2 separate regions of the Homo sapiens genome follow, and region 1 is linked to region 2. Evidence: chromatin loops called from intact Hi-C (ENCODE). Cell type or tissue: endothelial cell of umbilical vein. All regions are shown on one strand. Each heading gives the region's core, and the rest is flanking DNA. Links, peaks and the distances in the headings are about the cores only. Region 1 has its middle 70 kb from the start of TARS1-DT. Region 2 overlaps SUB1 (SUB1 regulator of transcription).

Region 1 (5,387 bases), core at 208-5,207, 770 kb after region 2:
GAATCAAAACTACTCCTTGATCCATGGTTGCAGAATGAATGTTGAGTTACCAAGTATGAAGACAACATTAATCTCCTTGTGTATCTTCATCAGAGCTCTTGGGTGACCAGGTGCATTGTCAATGAGAAGTAATATTTTGAAAGAAATGTTTTCTTCTGAGCAGTAACTTTCAGCAGTGGGCTTAAAATATTCAGTAACCATGCTGTAAACAGATGTGCTGTCATCTAGGCTTTGTTGTTCTATTCATAGAGCACAGGCAAAATAGATTTAGCCTTAGGATTTTCAGAATGGTAAATGAGCATTGGCTTCAACTTCAAGTCACCAGCTGTATTAGCCCCTAACAAGAGAGTTAGCCTGTCCTTTGAAACTTTGCAGCCAGGCGGTGACTTCTCTCTAGCTATGAAAGTCCTAGATGGCACCTTCTTCCAATATGAGGCTGTTTCACCTACATTGAAAATGTAGTTTAGCCACCCTCAACAATGATCTTAGCTAGATCTTCTGGATAACTTGCTGAAGCACGTACATTAGCACTTGCTGCTTCAACTTGCATTTCTATTTTATAAAAAATGGCTTCTTAAACCTCTGAATCAACCTCTGCTACCTTCCAACTTTCCTTCTGAAGCTTCTTTACTTCTCTCAAATTTCATAGACTTGAAGAGAGTTAGGGATTTGCTCTGGATTAGGCTTTGGCTTAAGGAAATGTGTGGCTGGTTTCATCTTCTATCCAGACCACTCAACCTTTCTCCATATCAGCAAGAAGGTTATTTTGCTTTCTTATCATTCATGCGTTCACCGGAGTAGCACTTTAAATTTCCTTCAAGAACTTTTCCTTTGCATTCACAACTTGGCTAACTGTTTGGTGCAAGAAGCCTGGCTTTTAACCTGTTTCAGCTTTCAATATGCCTTCCTCACAAAGCTTAGTAATTTCTAGTTTTTTATTTAAAGTTAGAGACATGCAATTCTTCCTTTCATGTGAACACTTAGAGGCCATTGTAGGGTTATTAATTGGCCTAATTTCAACATTGCTGTCTCTCAAGGAATAGGGAGGCCTGAGGAGAGGGAGAGAGAAAGGAAACAGTCAGTCAGTGGGGCAGTCAGAACCCACACATTTATTAAGTTTGCTATTTTATAGGGGCATGGTTTGTGGCACCCCAAAACAATTACAATAATAATATCAATGATCACTGATTATGGATCGCCATGACAGACATAATAATCATTAAAAAGTTTAAAATATTGCAAGAATTACCAAAATGTGATACAGAGACATGAAGTGAGCACATGCTATTGGAAAAGTGGCACCACAGACTTCCTTGATGCAGGGTTGTCACAAACCCTCAATTTGTAAAAAACACAGTATCTTCAATGCACAATAAAATGAGGTATTCCTATGTACATTCTCTAAAATTCATCAAATTGTACACTTAAGATCTATGCATTCAATCGTTTGTAAATATTACCTCAAATTTAAAAAAAGCTACTTCTACATACATATATTTCTCTGGTTTCTCAACACTGTTAACTACAGCACATAGATATTTCTTAAGAGTTGAGAAAATTGAAAGTTCTAAGAGGGCATGTTCACTGATACATGGCAAAGCTAATGCTAGAAGTAGGTCTCTTGATTTCTCGTCCAACATGACTTCAAATACAAGAGTAAACTGAGACAACATAAAGCACAAATATTACTGAAAAAAGAGAGGAGGCAACAGAAGAATTGCTAGCCTTGTTTGAAGAAAATATGGAGGAGATAGAGAGCATCACAGGACAGAAGGCTATGTGGGTGAAGTGGGAGTTATCCAAGTCCATTGCTAATATGCTCTGACTTACTTAATGCAGGTGGCATCTGCTCCTCTCTGCCAAAATGTCTCAAGCTATTGAGAGCAAGAACCATATTGTTCTGACTCTTTAATCAGGTCCCATAGCAACGGCATGCAGTAAACTCCAGGCATAAATACTGTCACTTCAGCTTTTCCTCTGGGTCATCAAATTCTGCTTCTTTATCACTTCTCTCAACCCCTTCCCAATGAGGAAGGGACACTGTTAAGTCTCCCTTGGATAAAATCTGAGCCACTTGACTCTACTTTTCCTAATGGCAGATGCCTTGAAACCAGGAGAAGCATAAAAAACTTTGGGCTTTCTGTGGGATAGGGTGAGTGTTTAGTGATTAAAATAAAAGTCCATTGTGCTTTATTCTTCCCTCCAGATCTTATCAACATGGAAAATAATGCCCTTTACACAATGGCAAGGAAAAGTACAATGTGGTCTTTAATCTGTCCTTCATGTAAACACATGAGCCATTCGGCACCAAGTAAGCAAAGAGCAGTTTTATTAAGTGGGCAAGGGGGTGGGGGGTGCGGGGGGGATCCTGTCACTTTCACACAATGCATCAGAGCTGGGCTGTGTAATGTCACTATAGTCTTAAGGTAGAACTACCCACTAAGGAGTTCTAAACTGCTCCTGTTTTTATTGGCTTGGATAGCCTGTGGTTTAACTGCACGTAGCTGAGTGACTCAGTAGAGTTCATTGACGTACACTACCCTCATTATCTACAATGCACTAGCTTTTAGGACTGGAAGGTTCCTTAAAGATCCAGGGTGTGGGGAGTGGCAGATGGAGTGGGGAAGGGTCAAAGGTGAGGAGTGGTCCAGTTTCACTACAGATCTGTCAGAGCTTGTGACCTGCATCTTTCCTGTGGATCTTAATATACCATTGAGTCTTTGATTATTTCCTGTTCTGTTAGTCTCTAATTGCTCCATCCGTGGTGGCTTTGCTTGCCTAACTACATCAAAAGCTCCCAGGAGGAGATCTTATTATAGTGCTAGGCCACAGCAGACAGTAACTACATGCCTTTCTCACAATTCTCATGTCTGGCACCTACTATGTGCCAGACAATGGATTCTTACAATTACCCTATGAGAGAGGCACTATAATCCTCACCTTACAAATAAGAAAGCCAAGGCTAACAAACTAGGACATGGCAGAGCTAAGATTCTATCTCACGTCTAACTTAAAATCCCATGGACTTTTCATTAATCCATTTCATTAATCATGACATTTCCATTATAAGAAAACTTTTTGTAGCTACCATTACCTATGTAACTCTCAAACTTTAGTAACTGCTTCCTATTACATTAAATTAAAACTTTCCAAGCTACCTTTTTGCATTATTTATCTTAGCCATTCTTTAAAAATTAGGAATTGTCGGCCGAGTGTGGTGGTTCATGCTTGTAATCCCAGCACTTTGGGAGGCCGAGGCTGGTGGATCACCAAGTCAGGAGTTTGAGACCAGCCTGGCCAACACAGTGAAATCCCGTCTCTACTAAAAATACAAAAATTAGCTGGGCGTGGTGGCAGGCACCTATAATCCCAGCTACTTAGGAGGCTGAGGAAGGAGAATTATTTGAACCCAGGAGGTGGAGGTTGCAGTGAGCCGAGATGGCGCCACTGCACTCCAGCCTGGGTGACAGAGCTAGACTCCATTTCAAAAAAAAAAAAAAAAAGGGAATTGTCCCAATGACCAATGGTTGGGATTTTTTACTTGTCCTGCTGGATCCATTTTCTCCATTTTTCACCCAGCTCTGTCCCCTGAAAGTCCAGGCCTTTATGAACATCATTCAGTTCTCTTCCCTCTGGATTTCACTTGGGTTTAGCCAATGGGAGGCACTGGATGGAGGTCAAGGAAGGGAAGAGAGTGATGATGATGACAATGTTTTTTCTTGATTTTATAATTCTGACATGACTAGACACTGCAGAGCTTCATTGGCTTGGCTGGGATCCTCTACAATGGCCACAGCACCTATCCTGTGGTTGTCTTCTAGAACCATGGCTATTCTCTTTAAGGCCAAACTTCTCCCTTCAGTTGCCCATTCAGTTTTAGGGGTACCAACTTCTAACTCACTGTTGCAAACCCCAGGGTGCTTCACCATTCCTTGTTACTTTCCCTTATAACCAAGTTACAACTATGTAAATAGTCCCTAGGTTGAACTTTCCTTGTTCAAAGTGGAAATTGTTCCATTTGATGATCTCACTTATTTCCCGCAGGGACTCAGATTGCTACAACCTGAGCTCTGAAATCTGTTTTAAATCACTGATGAAATGTAAAATGTCTTTTCTGTATACATTTACACATTAATTCCACAAATATGTATTGAGCAACTATTGTGTGCCACATACTGGGGAGCAGATGTGGCCACTGCTCTCCTAGAGCACATAATATAGTAGGGTAGATAGATATAAATGGGTAATCATACACACTAATGAAAAACTACAATTGTGCCATGCGCTTTGAAGGAAATGCACATGGCCCATTGAGAGCTTATGATGGGAGTCAATCTAGTCAGGGAGATCAGAAAAGGCTGGTATGAAAAAGAAAAACTTGAACAGATATCAAAAGGACAAACAGTTGTTTATTGGGCATAGAAGGAAAGAAAGATCATTCCAGGCAGAAACGAATGGTTGATAAAAGCCAGTACACAGGAACAGAGAAAGCAGGAGGGCACTTGAGGAAAAATGAAGCTGAAGAGGCTTTGTAGACCATATTAAAAATCTGTCTTTTTTTTTTTAGATGGACTTCCGCTCTTTTGCCCAGGCTGGAGTGAAGAGGCACAATCTTGGCTCACTGCAACCTCTGCCTCCCAGGTTCAAGCAATTCTCCTGCCTCAGCCTCCCAAGTAGCTGAGATTACAGGCACCCGCCACCATGCCTGACTAATTTTGTATTTTTAGTAGAAACGGGGTTTTGCCGTGTTGGCCAGGTTGGTCTAGAACTCTTGACCTCAGGTAATACACCCTCCTCGGCCTCCCAAAGTTTTATGATTACAGGCGTGAGCCACCACGCCTGGCCTAAAAATCTGTCTTTATCTTCTAGTTGCAATGTGAAGATTGAATTGGAAGGCCAGAGTGAATAAACATAGACCAGATGGGAATTTATTACTGGAGTAGACAAAGTGAAAAGTGATCAGATGATTGTGGAGAAGATGGAAAGAAACTGACAGTTTTGTCCCTCCCTGGGCGATGTGCCTCTCCCTTATTCTTTATGTGTATTATACAATTGTCTTAGGACAATGAATGCCCAACAAATGGGAAAATGCTGTCTTCTCATAGTGGGATGGGAGTCAAGAAACACTACTCGGCCAAGTGTGGTGATTCATGTCTGTAGTCCCAGCACTTCGGGAGGCCAAGGCCAGCGGATCACTTGAGGTCACAAGTTCAAGACCAGCCTGGCCAACATGGTGAAACTCCATCTCTACTAAAAATACAAAAATTAGCCATGGCACATACCTGTAATCTGAGCTACTCAGGAGGCTGACACAGGAGAACTGCTTGAGCCCAGGAGGTGGAGGTTGCTGTGCCACTGCACTCCAGCCTAGGCAACAGAGCAAGACT
Region 2 (5,357 bases), core at 358-5,357:
TGAACATGAAAAGGAAAAACTTGGTTGTTATTGACTGGAACTCTGGATTCGTATATTCAGAATGGTTGGTGAAGCAGTGTAGCTAGTTGCATCTGTGGATTCCTCTTGGTTGTAGTTTGTACTGCAAAATATTGCTTCCTAATGATTTTTTTTTTTGCTGGTAAAAACCATAAAAGTATATTCACATTGTTGTGAAACAGATTGCCGAAACTGTTTCATCTTGCAAAACTGAACCTCTGTGGCCATTAAACAACAGTTCCCCTTCTCCCAGCCCTGGTAACCACCATTCTACTTTTTGTTCCTGTGAACTTGACATCATGTAAGTGGAATCATAAAGTATTACCTTTTTCCTTTTTATGACTGGCTTATTTCATTGACGTAGTATGTAACAGGATTTCCTTTTTTAAAAGCTAATTGATATTCCATTGTGTGTCTATTCCACCCCCCCTCTCCCATTTTGTTTATCAGTTCATCTCTGGGTGGATATTTGTGTTGTTTCCACTTCTTGGCTCTTGTGAATAATGCTGCTATGAACATGGGTGTGCAGATGTCTCTTGGAGTCTGTGCTTTCAATTTTTTGGGATATATATTCAGAAGTAGGATTGCTGGATCATATGATAGTTTAAACAGCAATTTCCTTTGGTTGCAGTTTTGATACTGAGAGTAGTACAGTTGACCCTTGAACAATGCAGGGTCAAAATGCAAGGCACCAACCCCTGTGCAGTTGAAAATCTGGTTATAACTTTTGACTTTGTCAAAACTGCTAAGTATAGCCTACTGTTGACTGGTAGCCTTAACAGTAACATAAACAGTTAACATATATTTGTATGTTATATGTATTATATACTGTATTCTTACAATAAAGTAAGCTAGAGAAAAGAAAATATTACTAAGAAAATCATAAGGGAGAAAAATTACATTTTACTGTACTGTATGGTGTTTATCAATAACATTAGTTTACGTTGTCTGTTTATAAGATATGTCATCTGTTAATAAAATATGTCATCTGTTAGAAATTGTAGGCAACCACAGCTGCAGATTTCAGTCCGTGGTACATATCAAGCAATTCAACTTTTTTATTTTTATTTTTATTTTTATTTTTTTGCATTTTAAAATTAAAGACAGGATCTTGCTGTGTTGCCCAGATTGGATTCAAGCTCCTGGGCTCAAGTGATCCTCCGGCCTCAGCCTCCTGAGTAGCTGGGATCATAGGCATGCACCACTGCTTCTGGCAGTTTTTTTCTTGTGATGTCATGCCTTCTCTCTGCTTCTTGGGAGCACTTTCAGCATCACTAGGGGCACTTTGTATAGGACTCATGGTGTTATTTAAAGTTTATGGTATTGCAGTAATCATGATGAAAAATAATGTGAAAACCGTGAGAGATCACTTTTTACTGCAATACGCAATTTGTTGGAGACATGAACTGCTCAGCAGAGATGATTAGCATCACATGGTGTTTTACACAAGGTGTTTTAAGCAGATACTTGTAACATTTGAGTACACTGAGATAACAGGAAGTGGCTATGAAGTTAACACTAGTACACTACTGTAGTTAATTTTATGCAGTTATGAATTAATACTCCATCTTTGTTTACATTTCTCTCTAACTTCATATAATAGATTTGTATGTTTTATGATAGTAAGTGATAAAATAACCTCATATCTAGGTATGTTTTATGCATTCATGACATACCTAACTTTTTCTTAATGTTTTCGTTATTTCTAGGCTATGCAGTTGTTCTGTGAGTTTTTTCAAATTGTCAAGTCTGCAAAAATTTTTCCAGTATATTTATTGAAAAAAATATGCATATAAGTGGGACCTGCACAGTTCAGAGCCATGTTGTTCAAGGGTCAGCAGTAGTCATTTTCATGATTAGATGTAGAGTGAGCATGCAGCAAGTTGTGAATATGAATACAATTGAAACAGATACCACTCTTGAAAGGAGCACCTCTTTTTATGTTTGTTTCTTTTGCAGATTGGGAAAATGAGGTACGTTAGTGTTCGCGATTTTAAAGGCAAAGTGCTAATTGATATTAGAGAATATTGGATGGATCCTGAAGGTGAAATGAAACCAGGAAGAAAAGGTGAGGTCTAATTACTTGAATTTTATTACAGTGTTAGGACTAAACGACAACTTTTCTGAGTAGCTTACTTGAAATGTTGGCAGGACACACGGGGCAAGGAAGAGTCTTACTCAATTGATTCTCTATCTTCTGTAGTTATTTTGGACATGATACTTAACATTTTTTTAATGAGATGTCTTAATACAGCTTTTGGGAATAAAACCCAGAAAAGTAACACCCCTAATATCACTTCAGTTGGCTGCTAATTTACTTGAACAATTTTTAAAAAGGTTTATGCAATTCTGAAGCAGATTAGGCACTATCTGGGAACTTGTAAAATCAGGAATGGAAAATCTTGGTTTACAATGCTTCCTTTTGATTCAGCTCCTAAAAGCTATTCTTTAGGGCATTACTCTTCAAGCGGATCTCTGCTTTCCTTCCATTTGTGCTTCATCCAGTCCCAAGCCTCTTAGCATTGTAGAAACATATTTTGTATAATTCACCAAACAGCTAGAGAAGGTGAGCCAACCTAAATTTGTATATTTGGATTGCTGCTCTAGGTTGACCCTCAGCTAAAGAAAAATGCTTCCTTATTTAGTTTTATTCTGCCTGCCTGTTAGTTTGAAAGGTACCACTTGTTTGCTTCATGCAGTTTTTTTTTTTTTGGTTAAACTCAGCCTCTATATGTGTTTATATGCTTTCATATTTTCTTCAAGTCACTTCTGGATTGGTAATTCACGTACCAGAGTGGCCGATGCCATATTTCTTGTTTATTCTTTTTTTTCAATTTCATGGCCTTCCAGCAGTTTTCTGGGAATACTTTCTGCCAGTTCTTGTTTACTTCTCTGTTTATATGCGTCGGTATTGGAATGCTAGAACGTTAAAGTACAAAATATAGAAAATATAAAATTTCTGTTCATACTTTTACATCTTAAACTGGAAAGACATATCTCACATTTTTTAACCATTTATGTGTTAGGTGATATGCTAAGTTCATTATTCATGTTACTTAATCATTTACAACAACTCTTTGGCGTATAGATGCCATTTTACTGGTGAGGAAACTAAGGCTTACAAGGTGATGTAGTTCTTTTTTAAGGGTCATACACTTAGTGAAAGTGAGGCTGGAATTTTAACCCTGATAGGGTGACCCTAGAGTGCAGTTACCCGGGTATACTCTCTGAGGAGTCCTGTATGAATCACGTCCTGGGAATTTTTCCAAAGTGAAATGAATGCTTCTGGAAGAACTCAGCACAATTGGCTTGAATTCCTGTGGAAATTTTGGGCAAATATTGGAACCAGCTGGAAATATAGTAATGGGGTATCACATGCCAAATCTGGACCTGACCATTTTAGCCTGATAGTTGACGGGTATTAGTAAGATGTGTCTTCAAACCCTTATTTATTCTCATTGGTTACAATAGGTACTATGCAGGATGCACTGTGGAAAGTAAGACTGGATATGAGATTGATAATGCTCAGTAAATTGTGATGATATGTAATTAACAAATGTAAGAGATATGATTTTCAGTATTGTAGCATTGTGTCCAAGTGGCAATTTTTTTTTTTTTTTTAGATGGAGTCTTGCTCTCTTGCCCAGGCTGGAGTGCAGTGGCATGATCTTGGCTCACTGTAACTTCCACCTCCCAGGTTCGAGCAATTCTCCTGTCTCAGCCTCTTGAGTAGCTGGGATTACAGGTGCCCACCACCATGCCCGGCTAATTTTTGTATTTTTAGTAGAGATGGGGTTTCACCATGTTGGGCCAGGCTGGTCTTGAACTCCTGACCTCAAGTGATCCACCCGCCTTGGCCTCCCAAAGTGCTGGGATTACAGGTGTGAGCCACCGCGCCCAGCCTAAAGTGGCAATTTTGATAAAACAGTATTCTAGTTGGAAGTATGAAAATCCTCAACGCTTAAATAGATTTTCACCTTTGAATTTTTAAACTTTGTTTTAGGTATTTCTTTAAATCCAGAACAATGGAGCCAGCTGAAGGAACAGATTTCTGACATTGATGATGCAGTAAGAAAACTGTAAAATTCGAGCCATATAAATAAAACCTGTACTGTTCTAGTTGTTTTAATCTGTCTTTTTACATTGGCTTTTGTTTTCTAAATGTTCTCCAAGCTATTGTATGTTTGGATTGCAGAAGAATTTGTAAGATGAATACTTTTTTTTAATGTGCATTATTAAAAATATTGAGTGAAGCTAATTGTCAACTTTATTAAGGATTACTTTGTCTGCCCACCACCTAGTGTAAAATAAAATCAAGTAATACAATCTTAACTGTTGTGGCCTTTTTTGATCATAAGAGTTGGTACTGTTTAAGGCCAAAAGTAACAGTTTTTATAGATCTTTTAGTTTCAACTCAGCTTTTACAATAAAAAGGATTTGTATTGCATTGAGTTTATAAACTTTTGGTTTGTGAACTTCATATTTGATCTTTTCTCTTCCAATCAAATGTCTAGGCTTGTTTGACTTCCACCCCCAATGGTTTTTCACTCTTTTTATTTACTTCATTTTCCTTTAATAACTTAATCTCTTCATGTTCAGTTTTTACTTCACTCTTTATTCTTTTCTTTGATTATGGTATGCTTATTTGGAAAGTCAGTGAAACTGTCAAAATGTTATCTCAATAAGATACTTATATGAGAACTACAATCACCGAATCTACTGTATTCAATATTAGCAGATCTAATTTGATAAACAACATGGCTTGTGTGAAAACTGAGCAGGTGTTTGTTTACCCATAGTGTTCTGTGTAGTTATTGCTTAGTCTGCAGAAAATAATGACTTAGATGAGATGTCTGACTTGCTTTCACTTATTAAACATGTTCACCATGGGATGATGTCTGTAACATCAGATATTGTTCAACTAGACTAGGATTTAATAAAAATTGTGAAAGCTTACTGGCCTAACATTTTATTTTATAATATTGGGTATGAATTATATGTAGCCAGAGATGTCATTAAGCTTTACTGTTATAGTAGGTAATATGGTTAGTTTGTAGGGAAAAGAGCATATGAGCACATGCTTGTGTATTTTGGCCTTTGCCCCAGTAGAACAGACCAATGGCATTCTAGACTTGATGATACTAAGTTTTAGCAGACACTAGTAAGTGGTTTGTATTTAACCATACTGATGAAGCAGACAGATTGAGGCACAGATTTTAGTGGCTTTGTGGCAATAAATAGGGCATGGTGTGCCTTAGGAAAAGAATGTTTATAAAGGGAATTATAACTGAAATTAAAGGAGGCGGCAGTGAAGAGGAAATAATTCTCTTCTATCTAAA

What was found. A loop is a pair of places that touch in the nucleus more often than their neighbours do. Peaks named below come from ENCODE experiments on the same cell type or tissue, not always from the same donor. Only the 100,000 strongest peaks of a DNase experiment are listed, where the experiment ranks them.
Region 1: a loop joins it to region 2, with 4 times the contacts of the local background. A loop is called at or near these places in 1 of 110 quality-filtered maps.

What each region holds. Positions count from the first base shown.
Region 1 is chr5:33,367,788-33,373,174 of GRCh38, forward strand. No RefSeq gene overlaps it. Among named protein-coding and RNA genes, the nearest start is that of TARS1-DT, 70 kb to the right of the region's middle. In endothelial cell of umbilical vein, for the core only: no CTCF peak of the experiment used is centred there; a DNase peak (open chromatin) is centred at 2,334; H3K27ac peaks cover 1,328 bases.
Region 2 is chr5:32,596,984-32,602,340 of GRCh38, forward strand. SUB1 (SUB1 regulator of transcription) reads left to right here. Exons shown (of 5, transcript NM_006713.4): 4 at 1,978-2,086; 5 at 4,022-5,357. The coding sequence ends at 4,101. Among named protein-coding and RNA genes, the nearest start is that of SUB1, 14 kb to the left of the region's middle. In endothelial cell of umbilical vein, for the core only: no CTCF peak of the experiment used is centred there; DNase peaks (open chromatin) are centred at 448 and 3,288; H3K27ac peaks cover 1,855 bases.